Regions from separate parts of the Homo sapiens genome. Here all the other regions are linked to region 2. Evidence: read pairs that join two places in POLR2A ChIA-PET (ENCODE). Cell type or tissue: GM12878. All regions are shown on one strand.

What was found. Peaks named below come from ENCODE experiments on the same cell type or tissue, not always from the same donor. Only the 100,000 strongest peaks of a DNase experiment are listed, where the experiment ranks them.
Region 1: POLR2A ChIA-PET joins it to region 2 with 5 read pairs; 4 of 35 experiments call an interaction of 5 or more read pairs at or near these places.
Region 3: POLR2A ChIA-PET joins it to region 2 with 6 read pairs; 4 of 35 experiments call an interaction of 5 or more read pairs at or near these places.

Annotation. Positions count from the first base shown.
Region 1 is chr5:41,827,527-41,830,026 of GRCh38, reverse strand. All of the region lies in intron 7 of OXCT1 (3-oxoacid CoA-transferase 1), which reads left to right. Among named protein-coding and RNA genes, the nearest start is that of OXCT1-AS1, 41 kb to the left of the region's middle. In GM12878, no CTCF peak of the experiment used is centred here; no DNase peak of the experiment used is centred here.
Region 2 is chr5:41,769,738-41,772,237 of GRCh38, reverse strand. The region is part of intron 13 of OXCT1 (3-oxoacid CoA-transferase 1); the gene reads left to right. Among named protein-coding and RNA genes, the nearest start is that of OXCT1-AS1, 99 kb to the left of the region's middle. In GM12878, no CTCF peak of the experiment used is centred here; a DNase peak (open chromatin) is centred at 1,248; H3K27ac peaks cover 1,786 bases.
Region 3 is chr5:41,823,494-41,825,993 of GRCh38, reverse strand. The region is part of intron 7 of OXCT1 (3-oxoacid CoA-transferase 1); the gene reads left to right. Among named protein-coding and RNA genes, the nearest start is that of OXCT1-AS1, 45 kb to the left of the region's middle. In GM12878, no CTCF peak of the experiment used is centred here; no DNase peak of the experiment used is centred here.

The DNA.
Region 1 (2,500 bases), 58 kb before region 2:
ATAGAGTGCTTTGAAAATGTAATGTCCTAACATAAGCATACTGAATGAACTGACTGATCATACTTGTTTCAAGAGTATTGAAGTATTTAAAGACAATTCATTCGTTTCCTTGAATTTTCATGAAATGCTAGATTGGTTTGAAAATTTTGGATGCTAATGAAGATGTACTCAATGAAGACATATTGTAGTTGAGTAGTTTGGCAAAATAACCTAATAGAATTACTGTTACGTTAATATTTGCTATTTCTACCAAGGAAGTAATAAATATAAAAATATGGACTTGGTGAATGCCTAGTATTAACTTACTGCATTATTTTACATACACTTGTATATTAACAAATATAATTCTTAGCTTAATGACCATTTACACCCAGAAGAATAGCAGAATAGAAATAGTTTATTGGTGATAAAAATATATTAAACAAAGTGTTAATCTTGACATTTTATTTCTTGTTGCTTGGTAACAATGCTGCAGTAATGCGAGAGAGTTCCATTATCTCAGGTACAATGGACTTCATTGCATTGTGAGGTAAAAATACCAATTACAGCAAGTCATTTGTATGCCATTATCCTCACAAAATTTTGGAGCTATTTTTTATAGTTTATATAGAGATCCTAAAAGAAAGTCATTTTAATAATATATCCCCCTTTCTTGATGGATTGGTGAATTTTATCCTAGCTATTTTTGGCTTTTTGTCTTTATAATTTTTCAGGCCTCAAATTTGTGTTTTTATTAACCTGTATTATGTAAATCCAGGCTTTTAAATGTTATAAATATGCACATTATAAGTGATACTTCATAGTCCTTATTGAACATCTTTTATCCTTGACCACTTAAAGAAGAGAGAAATATCTGGGTGGAATTTTTTTGCCTCGTGAAAAATAGGGCATATTCCTCATCCTTCTCTAATATAGAACTTCCTAATTCAGGACATCAGGAGAGCCTGTTGAACTAGTGTGGCTTGTATTAAAGAGAGGCTGATTCATGTTGTATAGAACATTTTTTTTTCTCTGTAATATTGGTTCACAGTTATTACTTACAAGGATTGACAAAATACAGCCCACGGCCTGTTTTTATACAGTCTGAGAGCTAAGAATATTTTTAAATTTTGAAAAGACCATTTTTTAAAAAAGTATGTAACAGTGTGTACCCTGCAAAGCCTAAAATATTATTTAATCCTTCACAGAAAAAAGTGTGCAGACCCTTCATTTACAGCATAACTTCTATTTCTGTAGTCTGAATATATTAAATTACTCAGTATTTCTTAAAGGATCAACATAGAACTGAAATAACTGATTTGAAGACAATGAATAGAAAATTAATTAGAATAATGTGAATTTGTATAGATGTCGAGAAATGACTGCAATTTTGTGGGACTGGTTTTGGGGCTTCTATGAAGGGAAGATCTTGTGCAAAAAATTTGTGTATCCAGCTGTAGTTGCTGCCATCTTTTAAAAGCATGATGCCTCTGTCAATAGATCTGACATTAATATGATATAATTACATATTGATGGACTCATTTTATTAGAAGCACTTGCCTTTTTCTTGGTTATTTGACTTATACTTGACGGCCAGTTTCTCATGTATAGAAATGTGTAGCCTGGCCATGTGCAGTGGCTCATGCCTGTAATCCCAGCAATTTGGGAGGCCTAGGAGGGTGGATCACCTGAGGTCAGGAGTTCGAGACCAGTTGGCCAGCCTGGCCAACATGGTGAAACCCCATCTCTACTAAAAATGCAAAAAAAAAAAAATTAGCCAGGCATGGTGGCAAGCGCCTGTAATCCCAGCTACTCGGGAGGCTGAGGCAGGAGAATTGCTTGAACCTGGGAGGCGGAGGTTGCAGTGAGAGGAGATTTTGCCAGTGCACTCCAGCCTAGGCAACAAGAGCAAAACTCCATCTCAAAAACAAAACAAAACAAAAAAAAATTGCACAGCCAGATGAATGTCAGTAACCAGGATGATGGGTGGAATCTTCTCCAGCCTGACTAGTGTCCAGCATGTGGCTGTAGCTCCTGCTGGCTGGCAGAGTTTCCAAGAGCTACAGAAATAGTCCAGGGTTGAAGTCATGCTGTGTTCTTGGGGTTTGGGAGGGCCCTATGTCTCTGATTTTTCATCTGTATCATCAGCACCTTAGGAGGCGGAAGAACAGTGTTGGAGAGACTTTGAGGATGGTGAGGCTGATTACTCTTTTTTTCCCCCACCAGTTTTCTAAACTGCCTTGTAGCTCTCTCTTTTCTTTTTGGTCAGAAACACTTTTGTAAGACTTATTTATTTCTTATTTGTTGGTAAGGTAAAGCCTCAAATCAGGAAGTTTACCCAGGGTAGCAATGTGCTTTCTTGTCTTGCACCGATCCTCTTAAGCAGCAGAAAAGGATTGAAACAGCCAAGGTTAGTGATGAATGGCAAGTCAATTATTTTAGCTAGATTCATTTAACTCCCCTTTCTTATAAACAGTGTTCAGAACTTCACACTTGAGCACCATTTCCGCAGTATCTTGTG
Region 2 (2,500 bases):
AGTTCTCATTCCCTCCCCCTTCTCCCCAACCAACCCACATCCTCTTTGAGGAATCAGAAAATAAACTTTCTGAGAACAAGTATTTCCTGATGACAAAATAAATAGTAATAATTCCATATTCCATGTGAACGAGTTGTTGAGGAGATTAATATATTTTAGTACATGCAGACACATAAATGATGTTTTTCCATTTGTATTTTAGTTTCCTATTTTGTAATGACTATTGGAGACCTCCTAAAAGTATAAACCTTTAAAAAATTATGTGATAGTAATTGTGACCATTTAAACCTCACCATTAGAACATAGGTTGAACCAACCATATGAAATTCCTGTATTTGCAGGTCATACATGCTCCTATGTGAGCAATTTCATATGATTCTAATGCATTTCTCTCAGCGATTCAGTGGAAGGAAGAAAATAACTTATCCCTGGATTTTTAAATATGTAATTTATTCTGTTTCTGGGTAGTATACAGGCCCAGAAGCTCCAGTGCTTAGCTATATTCAATAAACTCAAATAACTTAGAGTACCTTTTTATTTATCCTGAAACACTTGGTCATGCTCTTTCCATCAATGCCTTCTGTAAGAGGCCTGATAAAACAAGCTGAATTCACTTAGCCATATTGTCTGATGTTTGTTTTCATCTCTGTAGTATTATGAATAGACTCTATGAAAACTGCAACTGCAGCTTCAGAACAGAGCTAGGAGTACGTTTTTCTCTTGCTGTCCATTTTCAAAATCTAACAAATAGATCAGAGTGTTAGTCTATGTGACCTTATACAAAGAGCTTAACCAATCCAAAGTGCCTTAATAACAACAAAAAAAACTTTGTCACACATTGATTGTACCTTGAGAAGAGAAAATACATTGGTTTCATAGTTCTAACTGTTCACTTAATAAATACTTATTAATTTCTTATACAGAGATGGAGTTAATTACCTTGTATAATTAATGACAATTTTGTATGCATTGGAATTTTTTCTTGGAGCAATGAGGTTTCATAAGTGAACTATGGAGACCCTCTTGAATGGTATTTACATTTTACAAAATGAGAGAAATTGGTGTAATTAATAGCTAGGAACAGAACTCATTTTTCTTATTTGAAGTTAATTGATTTCTTTAAGAATCAAACCTATTACATTTGTGACATTTTCTAACCTGCATAAAGTGGTTTGTCTGGACTATCTTACAATAGATGAATGAAGACTCTGATCATGGTAATAAAGTGAGTTTCACTTACATTTTTGTTTGTTCAGGTTCATTTGCAATAGACAATGTGTTAGAGAAACTTGATGTGGTTTTGGTATAGTTTCTGGTATGAACTAGTATAGATAGTTTCTGTAAAGTAATTTTTTATTTTCAAATATTCTGCCTGGAGTCAGAAAATAGCACATTTATCAAATCTAATGTATACAATTATCATAAAATCATTTTGAATTGATACACATCAGTGGTTCTGTTAGTTATATTTATTATAGTGGAATTTATAAAAATGGATTTTACCCTTTGTGAATATTTGAAAGAAAACAGAAGTGGTAGTTTTAGGATTTTAGAATTTGCATTTTTTATTTAATTTGGCCTCAGAAACATTGAGAGGGCATTCAAGACCTATAAGCTATTAAAAGCAGGAGTTTTGTATGCTTAGTGAAAAGCACAGAACACCTAACAGGTATTAAGTAGATGCTTAATTAATGATTAATAGTTGGGGTATCCAGTTTCTTAGGACTTTTCCTTGGGTGTCTTATAAATGATTTTTCTCCCCACTTGAAAAAGCAAATTCAGTGTAGTTCAGATATGTATTAAATAACATTTATTTAACATTCAGCCCTGAAGAAGATATTTAAAAAATGTCCTTAGTAGGGTCAATTTTGAAGGACACCATATTTTCTTCTCTATAGCTTTGCAACTTCCTGAGGTGAAGTTTTAATTTTACATTTTATTTTAGCCACCTCTTTTTTTCTTCTTGCTATCATTTTCTCTGTAGGTAATGTCCCTAGCTTTGATTACTCTCATTAGTACACCTTAATATCTTTTTGATTCTGTATTTTTTAGAAACAAACTTGAAGATGGAATTCAGTTTACTTAAATACATAGTGAAAACAAGCTATCATGTATTAGCAACTGCACTGGGTTGAAGGTGAACAGGGAAGGCAAAGGGCTCATAGTCTAATGAGCAAGGGCTGGGCGTGGTGGCTCACGCCTGTAATCCCAACACTTTGGGAGGCCAAGGCAGGCGGATCACCTGAGGTCAGGAGTTCGAGACCAGCCTGACCAACATGGTGAAACCCCGTCTCTATTAAAAATAAAAAAATTAGTGGGGCATGGTGGGCGCGTGCCTGTAACCCCAGCTACTTGGGAGGCTCAGGCACAAGAATCACTTGAATCCAGGAGGCGGAGATCCTGCCACTGTACCCCAACCTGGGCAACACAGCAAGACTCTGTCTCAAAAATAATAATAGTAATAATAATAAGCAAGATGATATCCTACATCTGTGATAGG
Region 3 (2,500 bases), 54 kb before region 2:
AATGACCCATTTTATCTCTTTTTATACTTTGGCTCAAAAGATTCACATATTTTGGTTTGGGATGAAGATTAAAGTTATTTCCTGCTTAAAACTTGCTTGTGCTGAATAACCACTGTGACTTTTTTATTCTTTAAGAAAGAAAAGTTTACTTAGCTCATGATTTTAGTGGGTACAAAGTCCAAGACTGGGTAGCTGTGTCTGGTGAGGGCCTCATGCTGCTTCCACTCATGGCCTAAATTGGAGGAGGAGTGGGTGTGCACAAAGAGATCATGTGATGAGAGAGGAGGCAAGAGCCATATGACTTCTTTTGAATGAAAGTCACATCTGTTGTTCTTTTGGGGACATAAATAAAGAGGGCCTCAGATACTGATGCTTTCTGTTCACCTGTGGGCATACAACTCCCTGAACACAGAGGGACTTAAGGTCCAAAATGTAAGTTATGTGGAAGGAAGTGTTTTCTTTTCTTCCTTATGATAGCTTTGCCTTATTGAATTTTTATAGAATTATGAAAATATCTTTTTGTTTTTGGATGGAATATTTTAAAACAGTTAACAGTTCCTAAGACTAGGAACCAAGAGTTACTTAACTGTTAGAATGTAATGGTCTTCTACTCTGTGGTTTATTCCATGAAGAAATCAAGTCCACTCATGTCTAAGACTAGAGTTTACCTTCTCTGGTTCAGCTTTTTCAAGTTTAATGATAATACACAGTGTTTCTGCCACTGAGTAACAAAGTCCACATTCAGATTCTTCAACCACTCATGTCCAAAAGTATAGGTCACCTTCTCTCTTATTCAGCCTTTGAAGTTTAATGATAATATACAGTGTTTCTGCCACTGAGAACATATTTGGGTTCTTCGAAGAGAATTCTAAATACAAATCCTACCTGAGGAAAGTTAAACTGGAATGTGAAGAACCCTGCTACCTTTTCTGTGCCTTCTGTGAAAAGGATCTGGGTGATTCATTTAAAGAATCTATTTTAGTTTCCTTAATAGTTGCAGAAAAGGATACAAGTTTTGCCATGTATTGTGAAAAAGTTCTGTTCAGTTTTGAATTTCACTTTAAATTTTGGAAAAGCTTTGCCGACACAGACAAAACTCAGAAGAAAATTTCATCGTTATTACCAAACTCAGGCGAATACAGGTTAACTATAAAAAGCTATGAGATTAAGAATGAGTTTGAAAGTTTTGGTGTAATTTAACTTTCTCTGAGGAATTTACAAAACTCATTCATCTTGAATTGTCTTCTTAGAATTGGAATTAGACCTTTAGAAATAAAAGTAGTATTAAGTAGAATCTGAAAGACATTTTTATAACTCAGCTTCTGCTATAAAAAGTATTTTAGCTGCTGTTTTATTTATAGTTTTTTGTTCAGTGCTCTTGGCATCTGAATATGTTTGCACTCAAAATGTTTTCACTTATTTTTCCTCTTTGGTTTATGTTTTTAATGTACAAGGTAATATTTTATATGTAAATTGAGGACTAGGTTTTATAAGGAGATAGGAAAATGGAATGGAAAACTTTCTTAATGAAATTCATTCCCAGGAAATAGGGGCAGTGAAATGGTCCAAGTAGACTCTATACAGCTAAGATGTGCTTTACACAGAGTGTGGTAGATGCTATACTTGAAATATTTTCAATAATGGTAATATAAGTTGAAGGAGATATATAGCCTAATAATTATGAAAACAACAATAGCAACAACTTCTGTTTATACCATGCACTTACATGTAAAGCACTTTATAGTAACCCAGTGAGGTAGGTTTTATTGTGTATATTTTATAGAAGAACAAATGAGGATAAGGAAAGACTTTAAGATAACAAAATTGGTAGGGGGAAGAGTTAAGATCTAAACATTTCTTTGTGCCTCTAAAGCTTATGTTCTGAAGCAAAAACAAATGACGGTTGGTATATTTTGAGGTGCATTTTACATTATGCTTTGCAATGTTAACATTTTTATCTAATTTACAGTCTCCTTACTTGCAGGCTCATAGACCTTTAGCTGACTGAATTTTTCAGTTAACTTAGTGTAGCCCCAGGATAATGTTAATACTTTCATAAATGCAAAATTAAGAATTGTTCAGTAATGTTAACCTTTTAGAAAATATGAAATAGGATAATCTCCTAAAAGCTGTAAAATGAGAACCTTCACATTTAGGAAGACAGAATGTTTTTTTCCCCCCAATTGAAAATGAGGTAGATAGTATTATATAGTTGTTTGAATTCAAGATAGAAACTTTAGGATTCTATATAGTAACTACTGGTAATGATTATTTAAAAAATAGCCACTTCCAATTTCAGGCCTAACGTGCCAGGAGGTTGGAAGTTGCCACACCCATTCTCACAATAAGAAAAAAGATGAATAAACTGAAAAATCAACAATTATTCTTAGATCCGTCAGAGGATTAAAGTCACAGGGCAAACCACTGCCACCCAAATTGGAGAGAGACAGGCTAATACGGAGAATCACAACTGACTGGAGCAGAAGCCTAGTAGCAGAAA